Regions from separate parts of the Homo sapiens genome. Here region 1 is linked to region 2. Evidence: read pairs that join two places in POLR2A ChIA-PET (ENCODE). Cell type or tissue: PC-9. All regions are shown on one strand. Each heading gives the region's core, and the rest is flanking DNA. Links, peaks and the distances in the headings are about the cores only. Region 1 overlaps WASHC4 (WASH complex subunit 4). Region 2 overlaps NFYB (nuclear transcription factor Y subunit beta).

The links. Peaks named below come from ENCODE experiments on the same cell type or tissue, not always from the same donor. Only the 100,000 strongest peaks of a DNase experiment are listed, where the experiment ranks them.
Region 1: POLR2A ChIA-PET joins it to region 2 with 5 read pairs; 2 of 35 experiments call an interaction of 5 or more read pairs at or near these places.

What each region holds. Positions count from the first base shown.
Region 1 is chr12:105,133,365-105,142,832 of GRCh38, reverse strand. WASHC4 (WASH complex subunit 4) reads right to left here. Exons shown (of 33, transcript NM_015275.3): 14 at 8,937-9,063; 15 at 4,822-4,947; 16 at 2,432-2,539; 17 at 1,788-1,934; 18 at 1,587-1,666; 19 at 275-380. Among named protein-coding and RNA genes, the nearest start is that of WASHC4, 30 kb to the right of the region's middle. In PC-9, for the core only: no CTCF peak of the experiment used is centred there; no DNase peak of the experiment used is centred there.
Region 2 is chr12:104,114,604-104,128,272 of GRCh38, reverse strand. It overlaps NFYB (nuclear transcription factor Y subunit beta), which reads left to right. Exons shown (of 8, transcript NM_006166.4): 4 at 2,029-2,159; 5 at 4,850-5,047; 6 at 6,952-7,033; 7 at 7,794-7,873; 8 at 8,504-11,187. The coding sequence ends at 8,536. It also overlaps the pseudogene RNA5SP370. Among named protein-coding and RNA genes, the nearest start is that of NFYB, 17 kb to the left of the region's middle. RefSeq lists an enhancer at 11,512-11,681. In PC-9, for the core only: no CTCF peak of the experiment used is centred there; a DNase peak (open chromatin) is centred at 7,052; H3K27ac peaks cover 1,210 bases.

The DNA.
Region 1 (9,468 bases), core at 1,469-9,468, 1.0 Mb before region 2:
TTTGCTGATGAGTAAATGTCAGATTACTATGACATAAACTAAAATTAAGTGAAATGAAAATGATTAGGAACATGAAGGAAGAAATTAAATAAATTAACTTCGTTAACAGTAACATAAAATTTAACTACAGACTATAAACACTTTATGAATATGCAGTTTACAAAACAGTCAATTTTAAAAGTTTATTAAATCAAATGATCTATTTTAAACTAAAACGGTTTACACAGTGACTTTTAAAATGATAGAATTATTCTTTATATTGTTCTTTACTTACATGTAATCTGGCTGCATCAACAGCATTTTCATATACATCATCTAAATAAATTGGGAAGACAGCTCGATGCCAGTATAAAAAACAACAGTCACATTGTGTTTGGACTCTACAATGTAAAGTAGTAATCAGTCACACCAAAACTGAAGAATCCCAAAACAATATGAAAGGAATGACATCTACTACAGAAGGAAGAGTTCCATCTTACACAGTTCGCATTCCCTACATCACTTAACCCAACATAGTATAGAAAAGTCACAAAAGAAATACTATCAAAATGAAACAAAGGTAACAAACACTCCAATGCCTGACATTGTCAGAATTCTGCACATATGCTTTTGTAAACCATACTTGAAAAATGATATGCATAATATTCAAATATCAGAGTTTAAAATAAACATTTATTGACCATTTTTGGTTTTGGTAAATAAAAACAAACTCATTTTCAATATTATTTGCTATGACTAGACTTAAATACTTGCATCACATGCTCCATTTTCCCTGACTCTAAGTTGGAAAGAAAAATCTTTTAAAAAAAAAAAATTGTGACCCCCCCCGCCCCAAAAAAAAACCCACACTTAACATGTCTACAATCTTTGCCAAGTGACTATTTCACACCTTAAAGGGCAACAGAATGATCATTAACTATCTTATAATGAAAAAGGCTCAATATTTCTTCCAAGAGTGGAAAATTAAATGCCAATAACAAGAAAAATGTCAGCTTCTCCAGAACAACAAAAAAGTAAGTTATAAATATGAATACTAAATGGAAATTGTGCTGTAACCTTAATTCAGCTGGAAACCAAAATTCAAATTTCCCTTCAAGAAATTTACGCTTACTCAACAAAAAGAAAACAAGAAAGCCAGAAGGAGCTACAAAAATAAGCCTTCCAAAAACTAATTCAACAATGTTAATTCAAATTCGTGTCTTAAAATAAAATCATAGAACACTACGTATCATGGATTGCTAAGTCTCACACAAATAGAGGAAGCCCTGTTATAATACAGCAATTTAAGTCCAATAAAGATACCCAACATAATAATCACGATATGCATCAAAGTCGGCCAGATGCTCTGAGGTTGCACTGCTTTTTCTCATGTGAGTTTTTCTAGGGGCTACATGCTTCCTGTAGAAGCAAAGCTAAATAAATATGATCCCTAGTCACAATCTCATTTTGGTCATGCTAAAGAAGTTACAGAAAGGAACTAATGCTCGATCTGAATTTTATTTCTTCTCTTGCTATGCTAAAAAGAAAATCAATGTTTCTATTAACCCTGTCTTTGGAGTACCACAGCATATCCCAGTCCTACTTACCGTTCTCTAAGTTCACTAATAAGATCCAGTTTTTTCATGACTACTTGAAGTGGAAAGAGTTCTTCATCTTTAAATGTTTTCTATCAGGGACAGGAAAAAAAGGCAGAGAAGTTGCAGTCAAAGGTTTCTAGGGTCAGTAACAAGGGAACTGTGAAATCTCAGATCTCATTTCTGTTCCATAAGTAATAGCAATACACTTACCATTTGTGTGCCAACACTTAGTGCCAAAGAAACAATAAGTCGCCGTTGCTTTGTGCTTGGTCCATTTAGAGTGTTTTCAGCCAAAACTAGAGCAGAGAGCACATCAAGACGCTGTTCGCTGTATTTTTTGTCAGAAATCACTCTTTTCTTAAAAATAAAACAGGAAAACTATTTGTTTCTGAGGCAGTAACAAAAGACTCAGAAGAAAAACTTCTTGATTATCTTTTCCATGATTCAATTTAAGAGAGCATACACAAATACTTTCCCCATTTAAGCTTCTGACATTTATACTTTACTTCTGTAATATGATCCCTTAGTACTGTCAGAAACAGCAAATGTATTAGGCATACTTTAAAATTTCCATGTTAATTTACTAAGAAATCATTTTTTAAATGATGCATCAATTTCAAAAGTGCAATGTCTTTTTAGAAGTGTATTAATGTATTACATGCTGCAATTTCACAGTAAAGATAATGCCAATAACTTGAAGTAAAAATTGTAAAATACTATGGAGATAAATAACCGAGCATATTATGTTTGAAGGAATGGAATAAACAGGTTAAACCAGAAAACACATATAAAACAATGAAAGAACAAACAAAAAAGATAACATACTTATGCTAAATACATAATAAGCTGCATACCTTGGCCACAGAAATAGAATGAAGAGCCTGATGTTGAAGGTGCTGTGTTATATGTGAAACTGAATCAGCCACAACCATGCTTCTCCTGTAGAACATATGCTCTATTGCCTAAAAAGAATCAGAAATAATTTTCTGACAATCAACTTAAAAATTTCAGGCAAAATTATAGAAGATCTTTACGACCTTAGGCTAGGGAAGGGATTTGTAAATGAGATACAAAAAAACCTTACAGTCCTGGCGTGGTGGCTCACGCCTGTAATCCCAGCACTTTGGGAGGTCGAGGCAGGTGGATCACCAGGTCAGGAGTTCGAGACCAGCCTGGCCAACATAGTGAAACCCTGTCTCTACTAAAAAATACAAAAATTAGCCGGGCATGGTGGCGCACACCTGTAGTTCCTGTAGCTGAGGCAGAATCGCTTGAACCTGGGAGGCGGAGGTTGAGGTGAGCCGAGATGGCGCCACTGCACTCCAGCCTGGGCAACTGAGCAAGACTCCGTCTCAAAAAAAAAAAAAAACTTACAAAGTATAGAACTGATAAATTCAACTATACTAAAACTAAGCACTTCTGTTCATCAAAAGTCTCTATAAAGAAAATAAAAAGGCAAGCCGATGTATCACAAAATATCTACCAGGTACAAGTGACTAATGTTCAGGATATAAGAAGACCCAAAATGAATGAAAGATTTTGTTTTTTAAAGGCACACAATCCAATAAAAAAAATGGAAAAGACATGAACAGATTTTTCACAAAAGAAGAAACATAGTTAATAAATAATTGAAAGGATATTTACCATCACTAACAATCAGGGGTTAAATATTAAAAATCATAAAACCAATTATACCCACTAATTTATTTTAAAAAATGAAGCTCGATAATACCAGTGTTGGTCAATTGGAAATACAATTTTATTTCTAATGTAATTTTCTAATGTATTGTGGGAGGCATATATATATATATATATATATATATATATATACACACACACATATATATAGTCTGTCTATAGAGACAATGTGACATCATCTTGAAAAGGTGAACATATACGTAACACATAATCCAGTAACCAACTTTAGGTATATAATTCCTTACAAAAACTCCTGCACAAGTACACCAAGAAACACATACAAGGATGGCAACATTGTTTATGATACAAAAACCGGAAACAACCCGAAGTCTATCCACTACACAACAATGAAAATAGATGTGCTACTCATCCCAACATGGATACCCTCAAATACAAAATGCTGAGTAAAAAACAAAATGTTGAATAAAAAAATGGATCAAAAAATACATAAAATACTGCTCCACTAATATAAACTTCAAAAACATATATAACGATTAATGCTTTATTGATTCATCCATATTTGGCAAGCTAAAAAGAAAAACAAGAGAATGATAAACATAAAATTCAGGACAGTAGTTTCCTCTGAGGTGGACAGGTTGAGATGCAATTAGGAAAAAACACAGCATTTGAAAATATTGGTAACATTCTATTTCTTAAGTGGGACAGTGGGTATTTCTTAAGTGGGACAGTGGTTATTATTTTTAAAACCATGCTTATGTATTACATATTTATACATATTCTAACATACACATATACTTGTCTGTATTTATAGTTCATAAAAAATAAATCTAACATAAAATATCTATAAACAAATCATACAAAGAAAAAAAGGCTGAAAATCCAAAGGCAGAATCTCCAAAAGAAAAATCTTTATTTCCTGAACAAATCTAGTCAATTATTAGGAGAAAATTTACCAGCAAATCTTAATTTCAATTTTTACAAAAGGTTAACTGGACTTTCCTGCCTACAGGTTTTTTCTTTAATACAGAAGTAAGCTAAGAAACACGTTACCATACTTGCATAAGTGCACTGTAATTCTTAATTCATTTGACCACCTCTGTAAGTAGTCCACTGTTCAAATCACAAGATTACAGCACTTCATCTAAATTACAAAATAAATAGCCTTATGTTAACTAACCTCATACGCATGTAAACACTATAATGGATAATGGTAGACAAGCTGTTTTTTTTTTTTTTAACTCATGCAACCTTTTTAAAACTTCCAAGAGTAAAGCTTTACTGATAATATTAAAGTTAACTTTTCCATTTTCTTTCTTTTCTCTCTCACTACATTAACTTTTTTTTTTACTGTGTAAACTGGATATATTAACTTTATTTAATAAAGTTTAAATATAATGACCAGCCATAAGTAGTTACTCAGAAATTTATTTAAATGGCTAGTTCCTTTATTCAATTGAGAGAGAAGTACTTTCTCACAATTTTCTGTTCTCATATAATCATGTAGTCAAACCTTACAAGATTATCCTAATTTAAGCCTGGGTCATTTCTCAATTATGATGGAGCAGTAAAATAATCTAAAACCTACCTTGAGAAGTTCAACAAGCCTGCACAATGCCTTAACTGAGGTTTTGGTCATTGGCTTTTGCATGGACATGTAGAGATTCATTGTGGTTTTAATAATGGTACTAATACTATATGCATACAAGAAGCCCTGTAAAGGAAAACATTGATTATAATCACAAGGAAAGATTTTCTTCAAGATTTCATTATCTATTTAACAGCAGCTATTCCTCAACTTACCAATAACTAATGTTTCTAAAGTTCATCTTAAAGCCAGCTCTTAAGATTTGGAAATACTCTTCCTCACAGAGACAATGTTATACATGGTGGTTAAGTTTCAAAGCAGCCCTAACCGTTTATTTATCCTGTCACATACCAGAAGTTTTGTACTGTCAAAATAATAGTGTATAATTACAGCTTAAGAATCTTTCCCTTAAAAAAGCTTTGAGTGAAACAATTTGAATGTTAGAAAGGTATCTATTCATCCTTATCTTACCTGCCAGGGAAGAGAATAAAGACTCCTATCTGTTGCCACTTAAGGCAAGAGCTGAGGACTCTGAGGAGTTACAAATTGAAAAATAAGGAGAAAGAGGGCTGTTCTTCAGTCAATACAGATAGGCAAAGAAATTTTTGAGTTCCAAGCCAAGTCCCCCTTTCCTATTCACCTAGACCAATCCCCACAGTCCATCTGCTATCTCATCCTTGCCTAGTTTGGTGCTGCATTAGGCTTTCTCTCCTTCCAGCCCAATGAGAACAGATTCTCCCTCCCCTTCTATTCATGAAGGAAGCCAGGTCTTGTGAGGTGTTAAAATTCTTTTAATGCTATTAAACTCAGTGAAACAGTGGAATAAAGGAAAAAAGGGATATTGCTTCTCAAACACTTTTTCATTTAAACCCAAAAGGGACACACAGAAAAACACAAAGATAATGATGGAGATTCTTTGGGTCTATAAAGTTCCCAAAAGAGACACATGTACAGTTTAGCAAGGAACCTTAACTATGTTATTGTAGATACATTATGGAGGTGGGGCAGAAGATATATGCCAATGTTCCTCAAACTTTTGCTCCTGTCCCACCACATGTGAAAGAAAGTATTCTCCCATCGGAAACAGTGGCTCACTAAAGGAATGATACTCAGCGCAAAGTAGGAGTTCCTCTGAACCACACACAAAGTTTCTCTGTGGCGAAGAGACATGCTAAATTAAGAAAATGAAAAAATCAAAGAGAGGATAGCATCCTAAGAAAGGTGACCGTAAGACCAAAGCTTGGCACATACATGCAGAAAGAGCCACAGTCTTACCTTGTCAGCTGCAAGACTATTACATCAGACCCTACTCTAGTGCAGCCCTGGGAAAAATTAAAAAGCACAAACAAGGAACAGCAAAGATCTAACTCTAAGTCAGGCAGAAAAAGGAGGCTTCCCTTTTTTAGGGGTACTTGAAGTTCAGAACTCCAGGGCCCATATTAGCTCATTCCCAGATAACCATTAATTTGTGAAGGGATGTATTTTGAAATCTAAATTGTGAGGGAGAGGGTAGTCTGGAGTCTGTATTAGTTAATGATAGAATAAATAATTTAGATCAGCCTTCCCACTGAGAACAACTAGAATATATGGGCAAAACGGTTTAAAAATGCCTCATAAGGCATCAAAGAGGATTCAAATAAATAAGGAAATATAAGGCCAAGATCTGGAAGACAGAAACTCAGAGAAGTGATCCTGGCATTCAGGGTTGCTTTCTCTTAAATCATCTGCCTTAAAGACAAAAGCCAAACATACCTTTCAACAACATCTCACAGGGAAGGGAAATAAAAACAGGAGCTTGGGGCTCATCGGAGCTGGTTTTCATAAACCACCTAAGTTCTGAGTTGGCATCCTGAAGGATAACCCCCCAAAAAAGTAAGGGTGAATTAAACAACCATCACAGGATCAAAATCCTGCTTCAAATCATCTTGATCAACCTACTAGATTGATATAACCTGGGTTGCTAACCGTCCTAGACTAGCTGTGTACAAAAGCAAATACAAATACAAATACAAATCCCTTCTGGAGGAAGAAAATATCCAGATCCTCAAATTACGTCTACAGCTTTTCATATATAATGTGTGGCACTCTATAAAAAATAACTGGGTATATAAAAGGTAAGAGATGTACAAAAACAAGAGAAACAACAGATAAGACAAATACCCAAATAATGAAATTATTAGACATGTGCTTCAAAATAAGCTGAATGTGTTGAAGAAAATAAAACACAAAATCAAGTATCTCAGAAGAGAACTGTAAACTATAAAAAAGCCAGCTAAAAAGTAAAATTATTAAAATTTAAAACTCAGTAGATGAATTGATTAGAGACAGATGAAGAGAGAATTAGAACAGAGGAAACAGAAAAGAAATAATGCTCGAAGAGTTAATGGTAAAGAATATTGCATGAATTCAAGAAGCTCTACTGACCCCAAAGTAGCACAAACACACAAAGAAAACCACACCTAGGGGCATTGTAGGAACACTGCTAAAAGCCAAAAAGTAAAGAAAGATACATATTTTAGAAGCAACAAACCTACAGTTGACTTCTTAACAAAAACAAAGGAAGCCAGAAGACCATAAAATGACACCTTTAAAAGCTAGAAGAAAAAAAAAAACCCCACCAACCTAGAATTCTAACACAGCAAAATGATTGAAATGAAGACATATTCAGACCAAAAACTATTACAATTCATCAACAGAGACTTGTATTAATGAAATACTAGCAGGTATTCCCCAAGTAGAAAGATGAAAATTAAGAGATGTAGGAAGAATAAAAAGCAACAGAACAGGTAAATATGAGTAAATCTAAATAAACGCTGACTATAAAAACAACAATAGCGATAATAATGCCTTGTGAGGTTTAAAATACAGAGGAACTCAAAGTACACAACAACAGCACAGAAGATGAGAGGGAGATAAATAGAACTAAAGCTGTTTAAGATCCTTATACCGTCAGGAAAGTGGTAAAACTACTAACATACATTAGAGCTAAATGAGCAAACGATACATCTTAAAATGTCTAGAGTGACCGCTAAAAGAACAATAAAATAATATAGAATTAAACTAATAGAGAGGAGGAGAAATAAAATTAAAAATACTCCAAAAAAGAGCGAGAGAGGAAAAGAAAAGGGACACAGAACAAGTGAGACAAATACAAAGCAACTAGTCAGGTGGTAGTTTAAAACCAAATATATCAACAATGACATATAGAAAAAATAGTACTATGAAGAAAAAAAAACAAAGATTATCAGATAGGAGAAAAATATACGTTACTTACGGAAGACACACATTAACTATAAGGAGCCAGGAAGGCCACAAGTGAAAGGATCAAAAAAGATAATACCATGCAGACATTAATTAAAAGAAAACAGTTATAGTTAATATCACACGAAAGAGACCTACAACAAAAAGCATTACTAGAGATAACAAGGAATATTTCTTAACAAGAAAAGGTCTAATTTACTAGGAAGACAGAACAATTCTAAACATTATATACTTAGCCTAAAAATACACAAAACAAAAACTACAGAACAAGGATAAACAGACAAATCCACAATAGTGGGAAATTCTAACATGACTCTCAGTATCTGAAATACCCAGACAATATCATTAATCAGTATGACCCTCTTGTCATATACAAAATGCTACAACTGACAAATACAAATTATACATTCTTTTCAAGTAGACGTGAAATGTTTACCAAAGTTGACCATGGGCTAGGCCATAAAGCAAATTTCAAAATACTAAAATTATTTAATTATTGCTACAACTCAATAATAAAATAACTAGAAAATCCTCATATATTTCAAAATAAGGAAATCTTTCAAAAAGCCCACAGTTATAATAAAAATTTAAATAGTTTGAAATAAATGACAGTAAAAATACAACATATCAAAACTTCTACGATACAGCTAAATAGTCAAGTTGTAAAGGAATATAGAGCTTTGAATGGGTTGTTAGAAAATTTAAATTAATAAGTCACACAGATCCCAACATAACCAAATCAACTTGCTTTAATAAACAAAAACATACTCTACCCTTTGTTCAGTTTTTTCAAAGTTTAACTTCTGTAAGTTGGATTAACAAAAAAATGATTCCCCGAAATAAGATGCAACTACCTGTATAAAAACATTACATCTATTGGTGAGATCTTCAGCAAATTTATCCATTCTCTGCTCTTTAGACAAAATAGATTCCATTTTCATCATCCATGAGCTCACAAAGACGTAGTAAGACTGTACATCTCTAACAAAGGAAAATATTGGGGTTACTCAGCAAAGAAAATTTACTTCCATTTCTTGATACTGATTGCAGTACATTATTTCCCTGCAGCAGTCATTTCATCTTTCTGGTTTTCAAAAGATAAATATTACATAGACATATATAATTTACTCATTCAACAAACATCCCAGGTACTGTTTCTCAGTACAGGTACTGAGAATACAACAGTGAAATCAGCAGTAAATAAAATGAATACAAATCCCTCCTCCCATGATGCTTACATTCTAGAAAGGAGAGCTGTATAATAATGAAATCAGTAAGTAAAATTTTAAATTAATTAAAAGATACATACTACAGAAGAAATAAAAGCAGGGGAAAAAGGATAAGGACTGGGGTGGAGGTACAATTTTATATAGCATGATCAAAGTA
Region 2 (13,669 bases), core at 2,296-10,295:
CCATGCTATTTTTATTAGAAATAGTCTTCAAAAGAATGAGTCCTTGAAAAGACTTTTACTATAAAAATACACCTTGTCTAAAATCTGTACAGTTTCTTTTAAAATTTGTTATCGACTTCCTGTTTAAATGTTAAATAAGAAATTTATAATCAATTGATAGGGTAACTAAAATAATTATTTAGAGGGTGAGTTAAATTTCTAGCTATTATATTTCTTGCACTTATGATTTATTTTTGGTTTTCATTCAATATTAACTTTGAACTATGTCAGGTATTAGAATGGTAGTGTTGGCTCAGTGTGGTGCTCACACCTATAATCCCAGCAGTTTGGGAGGGCAAGGTGGGCAGATCACTTGAGCTCAGGAGTTCGAGACCAGCCTGGGCAACATGGTGAAACCCCACCTCTACAAAAAAATTAAAAAATTAGCTGTGCTTGGTGGCATGTACCTGTAGTCCCAGCTACTTAGGGGGCTGGGGGCTGAGGTGGGAGGATTGCTTGAATCTGGGAGGTAGAGGCTTCAGTGAGCCATGTTTGCACCACTGCACACTCCAGCCTGGGTGACAAAGTGCAAAGTGAGACCCTGTCTCCAAAAAAAAAAAAAAAAAAAAAGGCAGTGTTATGTTGGCCTATCAGAAATAATTTACTTTTGTGGCATTTTGGTTTGTAAAAAAAATTTTTTTTTTTTTTTTATTTTTTATTTTTTTTGAGATGGAGTCTTGCTCTGTCGCCCAGGCTGGAGTGCAGTGGCACAATCTTGGCTCACTGCAACCTCCGCCTCCTGGGTTCAAGCAATTCTCCTGCCTCAGCCTGCCCGTTAGCTGAGATCACAGGCGCCCAGCACCATGCCCAGCTAATTTTTTTTTAGTAGAGACAGGGTTTCGCTGTGTTGGTCAGGCTGGTCTCAAACTCGTGACCTCAGATGATCTGCCTGCTTCAGCCTCCCAAAGTGCTGGGATTATAGTCATGAGCCACCACGCCTGGCCTGATTTGTAAAATTTTTAAAAATTGAGATATATTTTTAGAAGAAACTTGCCAGAGGGATTAATTTCATCCTGAAACGGATATTCAAATAAATTAATTCTGATAACATCATTTTAAACACATAAAAACGTAAATTGAATCAACTTAAGTGCCTTGCCTCCTTACTTAGTACATATGAAGAGTGGGCAGTTTACTTACAGGATACTGCATTTAGTCATAAAAGGATGTTATTGGTACTGCGCAAGCTTCAGTTATAGCTAAATTTATATAATTTGAAAAGTCCCTTTTTGTATGAACAGTTGGATCACTGCTCTAGCTTTGTTCAAAAACTAGTTACATTAGTAAGCCAACTGGATCAGTAATAATCAAGTCCAGTTTTTCCATTCTTTAAAGAATTTTATATAAACTTTATACAGACAAGACAACTTTATATCAACTTTAAAAGTTTTATATAGACTTTTACATAAATGAGTTTATATAAACTTGGGTTTGGAGAAACATACAACCTCTTAATCTAGCAGTATTGAAGGAGCCATAGGTTACGGTCTGTAAGTTTTATAGCTAAGTCGTATAATAAATATTTATGAGTACCTACTCTGTGGAAGGTGCTGTACCAAGCTGTAGGAAACACAAAGCTGATTCGTGACATTAAGTAGCAAAAATCTAATAGGAGAAATGAGGAATAATAAAAATTCTAAAAATGTGTAAGAGAAAAGGCATAGAGAAGCACTTACATTTTATGAAAGAAAAGATCATTTTTGAAGGTGGTATGGAGATGTTATTTGAGATTTTTGGAGAATGGGCAAGTAGGATTTTAGCAGGTATATTTGAGGATAAAAAGTGTTCTAGGCAGTGAGTCTGAAATTAATAAAAAAAAAGTTCAGTTCTGGCTCTGTAAAAATTATGAAGAGACTTGCTATCCTAATCCCTAAATAATGGTTAAGAGGTGAACCAGAATGATTTTATTCTGGATCACTTTGGTAGTTTTTTCTATCTTGAAATAGAAATAATAAGAAGCTTTACACCTAAATATTTTTATTTCTTTAGATACTGAGGACAGCATGAATGATCATGAAGACACAAATGGTTCAAAAGAAAGTTTCAGAGAACAAGATATATATCTTCCAATAGCAAACGTGGCTAGGATAATGAAAAATGCCATACCTCAAACGGGAAAGGTAACGTAGAGGAGAAATTTAACTAGGTTTTTTCAAGGGAAACACGAAACTACATGAATTCATAGGTCATGGGTACAGTTAGCTGTTGATTTCAATCATTCAGGCTTTCAGCAAATCAAATATTTCTTTCATGTCTACATACACAGTTACTGAACAGTGTCCCATTTTCAATTCTGTCATGTCCCTAAATGTTCTCCTCTCTCCCACTTATTGGAGGCAGATAAAATAGAATTTAGACTGTTTTTTTTTTTTTTTTTTTTTTTTGGGGACAGAGTTTCACTCTTATTGGCCAGGCTGGAGTGCAATGGTACAATCTCCGCTCACTGCAACCTCCGCCTCCCAGGTTCAAGCAATTCTCCTGCCTCAGCCTCCCGAGTAGCTGGGATTACAGGCGTGCACCACCATGCCCAGCTAATTTTGTATTTTTGGTAGAAATGGGGTTTCTCCATGTTGGTCAGGCTGGTCTTGAACTCTCGACCTCAGGTGATCCATCCGCCTTGGCCTACCAAAGTGCTGGGATTATAGACATGAGCCACTGTGCCTGGCCCGACTGTTTTAAAAAATAGGTACGTTGTCAGAACTATCAGGTTTGGGTGTATGAAGCTGTAACTTTTTTTTTTTTTTTTGAGACGGAGTTTCGCTCTTGTTGCCCAGGCTGGAGTGCAGTGGCGTGATCTCGGCTCATTGCAACCTCCACCTCCCAGGTTCAAGCGATTCTCCTGCCTCAGCCTCCCCTGGTAGCTGGGATTACAGGCACGAGCCACTGTGCCCGGCCTGAAGCTGTAACTTCTCCCATCCAAGTACTAACCAGGCCCGACCCTGCTTAGCTTCCGAGATCAGACGAGATCGGGCGCGTTCAGGGTGGTATGGCCGTAGACTGAAGCTGTAACTTCTATAATGTTGCAGTAAATTTAGGTCGTATTGGTCTGATATAGGTGTAATAAGAATTTTCCAAAACAAATCCTGGTATTTGGAAACAGCTATTTTTACATAATTATAGATACTAAGATACATTTAAATTGATATTTTTTTTTCTTAAGTAGTTTTGTCTTCTTAGAACTTTTAAAACTCATTGTCATTGCTCATCACTTGGTCTGAATTAAAATTCACACGTTTTATATCATTTTCTATTGGTAATTTTTCTGTCATTTTATAGTTTAAAAAGACTTATGGAAGTAATAAAGCTTACAAATAAATATGCTATTAAAATACATCACTAAGCTTAGAACTTACAGTTTGAGAATTTTGTCCTTATGTTTTAAGGAAAAAAAAGCACAAATGCTGATTATTGCTTACATAGGCTATGTATGACCAGCTATGCCGCTGGTCAGTACCATAGCCACAAGCCATGTGCTCAGGAGCACCTGAAATGTGGCTGGTCTGAATGGAGATGTGTTGTAAATTTGAAACACCAGATTTTGAAGACTTAGTATGAAGAAAAGAATTAAAATTTCTCATTTAAAAATTGATTCTATGTTTAAATGGTAAGAATTTGGCTATATTGGGTTAAATTAAATATATTAAAATTAATTTTATTTTATTTTATATGGCTACTAGAGAATCTAAACTGACATATGTGGCTCACATTATATTATCTTGCTTGACTGCATTTATGCAGTTCTTGTTTACTTTCTCCAGTATGGAAAATAGGCATGGCGGTGAAAGACAGTGTGTTTCGGCAGGGAGTTTGAGTGGTATTGCTGTTACAAGTGGCTTTGCAATTGCTTGATTAATCCATTGGAGTTTCATTTTTAGACCCCAGACCCTTAAGGGAAAAATTGTTTTTATAATGAAGTGGCAGATGTGTGCTTCTTTAGGCAGGCTTTTTAGTAAACTCAAAACCTGTATCTGACACTGTGTATCCCAAATAATAAAAAAGTCAAAGTCACCGTATGTTATCATTTCTCTCTTTTCCAAGCCTTATGTGAATTCAGTTTTTTAGTTCCTGTTTTGCTTTTTGTTTTCTGGTGTCTTTATTCATGGAAATGCTAGGGCAGAGAAGTGGTACTTATGTCGCCCACAAAATATGCATGGTGGAATGGATTTTCCAGGGGCACTGGGTTATTAAGAGTTTTCATCCTCTGTGGGGTGGTAGGAACATCCAGTGATTGCTGTTTTATATCTTTTTAAAATTTTTTTAATTTTTTTTTTGAGACGGAGTCTCGCTCTTTTTGCCCAGGCCTGGAGTACAGTGGCTCAATCTCGGCTCACTGCAACCTCCGCCTCCTGGGTTCAAGCAATTCTCCTGCCTCATCCTCCTGAGTAGCAGCAATTACAGGCACCTGCCACCACGCCCAGCTAATTTTTTGTACTTTTAGTAGAGATGGGGTTTCGCCATGTTGGCCAGGCTGGTCTTGAACTCCTGACCTCAGGTCATCCGCCCGCCTCGGCCTCCCAAAGTGCTGGGATTACAGGCATGAGTCACCCTGCCAGGCACTCTTTTACATCTAAATTAGATTTGTTTCTGTAAATAGTTGTCAAGGCTTCTCTCACTTGTATTTGAGCTTTTATTCTGACTCTGAGGTGTGGACTTTTGATAGCACACATTGTGTTAATGTTATAACATATATTTAAGAGATTAAATAGTCATAAAGTGAAGATGTGTTCTTCTGAATAGGCTTTCATTTTTGTAGGTTGTTAGGAAGGTGATGGTTATAGTTTCTGTAATTTACCTATGATTTTCTCTTCAGATTGCAAAAGATGCCAAAGAATGTGTTCAAGAATGTGTAAGTGAGTTCATCAGTTTTATAACATCTGAAGCAAGTGAAAGGTGCCATCAAGAGAAACGGAAAACAATCAATGGAGAAGATATTCTCTTTGCTATGTCTACTTTAGGCTTTGACAGTTATGTGGAACCTCTGAAATTATACCTTCAGAAATTCAGAGAGGTAAATAAAATATCTCCCATTGTGCTTTTTTTTTTCTTCTTTTTTTTTTTGAGGTGGAGTATCGCTCTGTTGCCCAGGCTGGAGTACAGTGGCAAGATCTCGGCTCACTGCAACCTCTGCCTCCTGGGTTCAAGCAACTCTCCTGCCTCAGCCTCCTGAGTAGCTGGGATTACAGGCGTGCACCACCATGCCTGGCTAAGTTTTGTATTTTTAGTAGAGACGGGGGTTACACCATGTTGGCCAGGCTGGTCTCAAACTCCTGACCTCAGGTGATCCACCTGCCTCGGCCTCCCAAAGTGCTGGGATTACAGGTGTGAGCCACCATGCCCGGCCCCCATTGTGCTTTTAAGAAAATAAGAGACATTATTTATTTTAACTTTGTAAATGTATTACTTGTTTTAAAAATTCATTTTGTAGTAAATTATGTAACATTTCTCAGAAGTATTTAATTGCTTATATCAGCAGTCCTCAACATTTTTGGCACCAGGGACCTGTTTTGTGGAAAGCAATTTTTCCACGCTCTGGGGTCAGGGGAGGGGTGCGAGGGGTAGATGGCTTCAGGATGAAACTGTTCCACCTCAGATCATCAGGCATTAGTTAGATTCTCATAAGGAACGCACAGCCTAGATCCCTTGCATGCGCAGTTCACAATAGGGTTCCAGCGCCTATGAGAATCTCACGTGGCCGCTGATCTGACCGAAGGCGGAGCTCAGGTGGTAATGCTGGATTACCAGACCCTCACCTCCTGCTGTGTGGCTGGGTTCTTAACAGGCCACGGACACTCATCAGTCTGCAGCCTGGGGGTTGGGGATCACTGACTTATATTACAGTACTTAAATAGAAAGTCCTTTCTTTTTCCCTTTGTTTATTACTAACTATAGCATAGTTATATAATGATTTAAGGGCACAGACTTTGTATTCAGACTACCAGGAGGCTGAATCCCAGCTCTGCCACATGCAAATTCTGTGGCCTTGGACAGATTATTTAATTACTTTAGGCCTTGGTTTCCTCATCTGTAAAATGAGGCTAATAGTACCTATATCATAGAATTATGGATGGTACTAAATAATGTTCAGTGCTCATTAATGTTACTTCTTGCTGCTATTGTTAATTTCAAAGAAGTAGCATTAAAAGTAGTAAGGTTGGAGTCTTTTAGATAATAAAAAGAGGAAGGTATAATCATATGTCTTATTATTGATTGAATTCTTCTATATTTCTTAGGTTTATCTTTGCCTGTAGGAATGGATTTTGTGAAAAGCAGTTGAGTTCAGCATATTTATTTCCACATGCCAGCTTAGGTGTCAGATTCACATTACTTTCAAAATATATTCTTAATATCTTTAGTGTTTGAATCCCATTAAATTAGTGATATTTGCATGGAATAATTGAAGTAGGAAAAGAATGTGTAAATTCCTGACATTATTTTTACAGATCTTCAGTATCATAGGAACCTAGAAGTATTTGGCCAAATTAATTTAGGAATTTTTAACTCTCAGCTTGCTACAGTACTGCCCAGTTGGCTGAGAGACATATATATACTTAAGTGATCACTTGGATCATTTGTAGATTTATAAGCTCAATATTGGTGGTGTTTTGCAGACTTCTTCATCTGTAAGTAGAGTTACCCCTTTGATATGATGTGGAATTAGAATAATTTATTTTTATCTGTAAATACTTTGCTTTCTAGGTCATTACTAACTCTGTCTTGTTAATGATTACAGCTTATATTAAAAGTTAGCCTTCTGAAAGCCTTCTTCATATGTAATTAACCAGAAGTGTTAATAAATACTCTGCTTAGAGTTTGTAATAATAGAAGCTCCTAATTTTAGGCAATAAGTAAGCATTTGCATTTGGAAGACAATTTCATTTGAATATCAGTGACTTTTTTTTTTTCCTTCCTCAGGCTATGAAAGGAGAAAAGGGAATTGGTGGAGCAGTCACAGCTACAGATGGACTAAGTGAAGAGCTTACAGAGGAGGCATTTAGTAAGCATTGTTATAATACAAGTCATGTAGATTGTTAGCAATGATTCATACTAAGTATCTAATGGTATTTTTGGAATGTCAGCAGTGAGTATTTTGACAAAGCACTATTTTAAATAGTTCTTATCAGTTCATGCCCTTTTATTTGAAGTCAGTGAGTGATAAGTGTAGAAAAGTTTAATTCTGTAGACATTATAACCTTTCACTGATAGTTCTGACTGAGTTCTGTAGCCCCTAGTTTTTGGTGAAGATTCATATGAGATAGGAATATTAAGGAAAAGTTTGTAATATAAAATCTTATGATTTAAATAAATTTCAACTCAGTTTTTTTTAAATTGAGTATCATGTTGTCATATTGGTGAAATAAAAGGGCTATGTTGAGTAAATTTCTCATTATATATATTTCTCATATGTAAACTATATGCTGCTCAGTTATATGTTGCTCCTAGCCAAACCTCATGGTGTAGTGTAGTTTAATCATGAATCAGAAACTTCATCCAGTCTGTCTACAGATTTGTACACATGGGCAGTTAGCTAAGGTACATGTTAGAGATAGGAAAATTGAAAAACGCAATATAAAATAATGTGGTTTTTAGGGAACATTTTTTAAAATGGAAAATTGGAGGATTTATTATTTTGTCCAAGACTACATCATTGATACCGGGCAGAATTGTAATGAGACATTAATGGTACAACCTTAAGATACAACCCAAGAAAGTAGATATAGTTCATTTCCCTCTTTAACTAATTTTTTTTCTTTTAGCTAACCAGTTACCAGCTGGCTTAATAACCACAGACGGTCAACAACAAAATGTTATGGTTTACACAACATCATATCAACAGGTACAGTCCTTTGTATTTTAAATGCTTAAAAAATTTGATTGTATCGACAGGGCCCCATGGCTCATGCCTGTAATCCCAGCACCTTGGGAGGCCGAGGTGGGTGGATCACCTGAGGTCAGGAGTTCAAGACCAGCCTGGCCAACATGGTGAAACCCTGTCTCTACTAAAAATACAAAAATTAGCTGGGCGTCATGGCGTGTACCTGTAATCCCCTCTGCTTGGAGGCTGAGGCAGGAGAATCACTTGAACCCTGGAGGTGGAGGTTGCAGTGAGCTGAGATCACACCACTGCACTCCAGCCTGGGCAATAGAGTGAGACTCTGTCTCAAAAAAAAAATTTTTTTTTTATTATATCTATTGATATAGTTAATTTCAACATGCTATTAAGGACCTGATAAAGAAGGTTATTAAAATTGTGTTTTCTCAATGTAGATAACAGTATATAGTGTTCTCTTAATAGTTAAAAATAAGCATATGTTCATATTTGCATAGGAGATTTCTAGAAAGATACACAAGAAATGGGAATTAGACTTGTTATTGTCTTTTTATTCACTGAATTTTTATAATATGCATATGGTACTTTTAATCTCCTTTTCTTTAATTCTGCTCAATTTAAATTTTCTAATCTTAGATTTCTGGTGTTCAGCAAATTCAGTTTTCATGATCTGAAGAAATGATGGAATGGGGAGTGTAGAGAAATGAGAGTCTGTATGATTCTGGAACAGAGACATCAGAAGGAAAGACTGGTGAAAAGATGTATCTTTGTATATTAATAGCTGTAATGTAGCTTCCTGATGCTTGACTAATTGAGGTGTTAATTCTGACTTGAGAATCTTTTTCATGAATGATTTTAAAGAAAAATTTGGATTTTAAAGGTATTAAAATATTTTTGTTTTGTACGAGAGTTTGTTGCTCTGTATGACTCCTGTATGCATTGTATATTGCAATTTATTACTGTCAGAGATTTGTAGACAGTTTCTTATTTTCATATTGAATCATGTTACTTTTGTAATTCAAGTAAGCGGCTGGGTTAATTCATGATGTTTGCCCTTTTAATAAAATATAAGGGTAGAGTTCATTTTGAATGCAAGTTGCCTTTATTATAAATTTGAGTTTGTCTTGGTTATACCTTGCATGATAACCTAGCTAGATTTCTAGCATTTGCTGTATTTATTAAAATTATTATTTTTTTGGTAAAACATTAATAGTTTAAGCAGCATCATTTTTTTAAAAAATGTAATTGAATAAGTGTGAATGCAGAAGCAAATATTGTCTGCCCTGTTAAACTTGGTGCCCATTAACAGTGTTTACACTGTTCATCGTGCCTGTTAATGTAGTTTTAGTTACTGGAGCTTTTTTAAGACTAGATTTGGTTTTGAGTTACATTTTTAAGAATGTGGGAATATATTTAAGTTTAATGTAGTCCTAGTGCTCTTGAAATGGTGCCCCTTTCATTTGGTACATGATTTTTTTTCAAATCATATCTTCAAGTACTATAGTATTCTCTTACAGAAGAGGAGTTTTATAGTCTGATGGTAAATGTCTTCATTTTACCTTTTTAATTGAAATGTCAAGTTTCCTGTTACACTATGGAAACCAAGAAACATCAGACATCATTGCGTGTACAGACCTTTTGCATGGGTGAGTGGATGAAATGGAGAACAGAGTGAGTGCTGTGAACGGTGTGAAATAGAAGCCAACTTCTAGTATGCTGTCTTCATCTCTGCAATAAACTAAACGTAAATAATGTAACTTTGTATAATTTAGTAGTATGTACTTGGATTGTTTCTTTTTGAAAAGTGAGGATTTGTATTTTCTCATCTATTCTTTTTGGTGTTAATTAACTTGAGGGATTTCTTTTTTAAGTTTTTAATATCAAAAATTGCTATTGTATAGTTTGCCTAAAAGGAAGTTGGAGTGAATATCATCTTTGAAGGACACTCAAATTTATAAGGTAGAAGCAATTTCCCAGATATAGGCTGAACAGAAACATTTACTTTGCCAGAAGGAGCCTTTAGGAGTATATGTGGGCTAATCAGAGGTTAATAATGTCCTCATCTCCTACTCTCCATTTAAAAAACAAACTTCATTGTAGTAAATTCAAATAGGAAAAAATGGGGGAGTAGTTAAGCAAAATCAACAGTCATCCTACTATGTTGAAAGAACCAATGTTAATATTTTGATAAATATCATTTGTCCTTTTACTTTGCTAAATATGTATATTTTTATAAAAATGGGCTCATATTGTGCATACCATTTTGTAACCTGCTTTTTTCACTTAACAATATATTGGGAACATCTTTTCCAGGTCATGCATAGTCTTCTGCATCATTTTTATTGGTTTATTATTCTGCTGTATGACTCAATCATAATTCATTTAATCTTCTATTGGATATTTTGACTATTTACATCTTTTCACAGTTATAAACAGCACTTCACTGAATCCCATGTACATCCATGACTGTTTTCTTAAATTCTTTGAATTGCTGGGTTACCAAATATGCAAAATTTTAAGGCTTTTGATACTTCGTTATGAGTGTATTTTTGAGATATTTTCCACTTGATCCAAGCAGTGTGTCACTATATAACTGATAAAAGCACTTGGTCTTTGATTATCAGATACTGTCTCTAAAATTATTTTAAAGATTAATATTTGTTCAAGTAGAGAATGAAGATAAAAAAGGAATTTGAGGCCAGGTATGGGGTGTCTCATGCCTATAATTCCAGCACTTTGGGAGGCCAAGGCAGGCAGATCACTTTGAGGTCAGGAGTTTGAGACCAGCCTGGCCAACATGGAGAACCCCCCGTCTCTACAAAAAATACAAAATTAGCAGGGTGTGGTGGTGCACACCTGTAGTCCCTTACTCCCTGGTGGCTGAGGCATTATCCCTTGAACCTGGGAGGCAGAGCCTAAAGTGAGCCGAGATCGCGCCACTGCACTCCAGCCTGGGTGACACAGCAAGACTCTTGTCTCAAACAAACAGGAATTTGAGTAAATTTTAAATTAGTATATACTACAACAAATTTCCAAACTTCATAATTTGCTAGTAGTGCTAACTAAAATTTTACACCAGGTAAAATCAGGTCACCTTTTTTATGTATTGACTTCATTGTTGGACTTCATACTCTGATGGGAAAGAAAATGGACATTCTGAATGTGTCAGGTGCATAATATCCTAATTTATGCTTGTCAGAGCTGGGGTCTCTGTCTTCCTTGGCCCATGTTGCATTTAACTGAATGTCATGTTTTCTCCTCTGGAACTTCTTATGTATGCAAGCTCCCATGTTAACCTATCATAAAAATGTTTTTTATAATTTTGTAAACATTGCTTTCTTGAGTATCTAAGAGAGAAATGGGTTTCCGTGAGTGAGTTCCAGGTAGTAGAAGGGGACTTAGGTAGCTTCTATCTTAGATAGCTTCTATCTATCCCCTCACTACCTCACTCTAACGGAGATGCTTTAAAATCCTCTTGAGTCCAATGAGGATTGTTTTTTAAATGCTGCCTTCCAAATGTCACATACTTAGATATGACAGTGTTTGAAGCTATTTGTATTTTTTTTCCCCTCCTACACTGTATTATGTGTGCAGTGTTTTCCTTTCTTCAAAAACATGCCTTATTGCCTGTTTTCTGGGTTGTCTTAGTGAGTTAAAGGAGTACCAATTAACTTTAATAATTCTAATTGAATATAGTTATGAGGGCCCAATTAAAAGGACTTCTACAGCAGTAGAAATTAGGCATGAAAAGTGGAAAGAATAGTTTCTCCCATTTGCTAAGAATGAAATCTTGCAATGCAAGATTTTTAAAAAATATTTTCTCTTAAGGAAAATTGTTATTTTATCAACAATATAAACAAGATGATGTTTGTTGCTTTATGTGATAAAATACACTTTAAGTCATTCAAATAAGTAATAATTAGGCAGCTTCTTAGAGGGCTTCAAAAGAAAGTGATACTGGGTGAAATCTATTTTACTAGTCTATTTTAAATGTATTTTTTGGTTTCCCTGAATTAGGCAGCTGATAAATTAATTTACATAAGTTAATAATTTGTATATATTGACCTTAAACTCCTATTAAGTCATATAATGTGCTTGTGAGTTAAAAAATGGAACTCTAACTTTGTTTTTTAAGGAACTATACTACACTGCCTGAAAAATATTCAGTTTTAATTTATGTTTTCTTTTAGAGCTAGAAATGTTACTTCACCAAGTTTAGCTCTCTCTTGACTGGGGAGCTCCAGTCACCCCTGATCTCGTCTAGGCTCCTTATGCCAAGTTCTTTGCCTCCCCCACCCACCTGCCATGACCTTAAACACATAGACTTCCCTCTGCCTAGTCCCACTCATTCTTCAGGTCTTAACTTCATCAGAAAAGGTCCTCAAACATTTGTAAAACCTTTGTACTAATCACCAAAAACAGAAAACAAACAGCACCACCCAAAACTGAGGAGATGTGTAATACAGCCTTTTATACTGGCTGCTGTACAGCCCCTTAGAAATTTGTTTCAAGACTGCTGCTTTTTGTACCTGATTTTAAGGATTTGTGAAACCATAAGGCAGAATCCCTTCAAATCTTGGGCCACAGATGGCACTGGCATGGATTCATTTCTCTGGCTTCTGGCCATTGCCTTTAAAGAGAGACACTTGCCTAATAGTAAAGTTACAGTTTTCCCTGATCTTACTCCAGACTGTTTCTTTTTCCACTGCATATTAAAGGGATACCTGTGCAAGACAACTTATTATAAGAACTCCTTTACCAAAATTAATCTGAGCAAGTGTGTCAGGTAAGAATAAAGTCATTAAAATATGTGCTGGCCCCCCCCCCTTTTTTTTTTTTTAAGACGGAGTCTCACTCTGTTGCCCAGGCTGGAGTGCAGTGGCGTGATCTCAGCTCACTGCAACTTCCGCCTCCTGGGTTTAAGCAATTCTCCTGCCTCAGCCTCCCGAGTAGGTGGGACTACAGGCGCATGCTGCTATGCCCGGCTAATTTTTTGTATTTCAGTAGAGACGGGGTTTCACCGTGTTGCCCAGGCTGGTCGCCAACTCCTGAGCTCAGCAATCCGCCCACCTTGACCTCCCTAAGTGCTGGGATTACAGGCGTGAGCCACTGCGCCCGGCCACTGGCACTGTCTTAAAGGCCATGTACTAGTTTTAGGGGAGCAAATTACGTTAATAGGTAATTCTTTTTTCTTCCACAAAAATATACTGAGATTATAAAATTCTGATCCATGGCATAAATTCTTGCCTCTTTTAAGGTATAATTTAGATCTTCCTTGATTGTCCTCTAAAAGCAAGCAGTAACAGGTTTGTGTCATACTTTTGCAACTGTTTTCCAGGGCTCAATTTCAGAGTACATCTGAATGAAAGATATTTCTGAACTTTGAACACTAGGCAGTTGTTGAAAACAGGTTACTGGGCAAGGAAAAGTCATAACAGAAAGTGCCTTTCAGCCAGGACAGGTATGCCAAGGAGGCTCATTCATGCATATATAATCCCCAATATTAGGTTTACAAGAAACCAAATCCAAATTCTTTTTTCAGATCAAAGCAATCATTAATCAAAGAACAATGTTTGGGACATTTAAGGAAATGGCAGAGCCATTCCTTACTTTGGAGGAAGAGTCTATCTTTAAAAAATAGTTTCTTTCTGCACATTCCCAACCTTGCAAGTAGCAGTCTCCACACCGTAAAAGTGCTATCTTACAGAACTGTACAGAGAGAACCAGACATCTTGGAAGTACCATGTATTCTACTCACATAAATATGGGCAAACTATTAATCCAGACTTCAGTTCCAAGAGT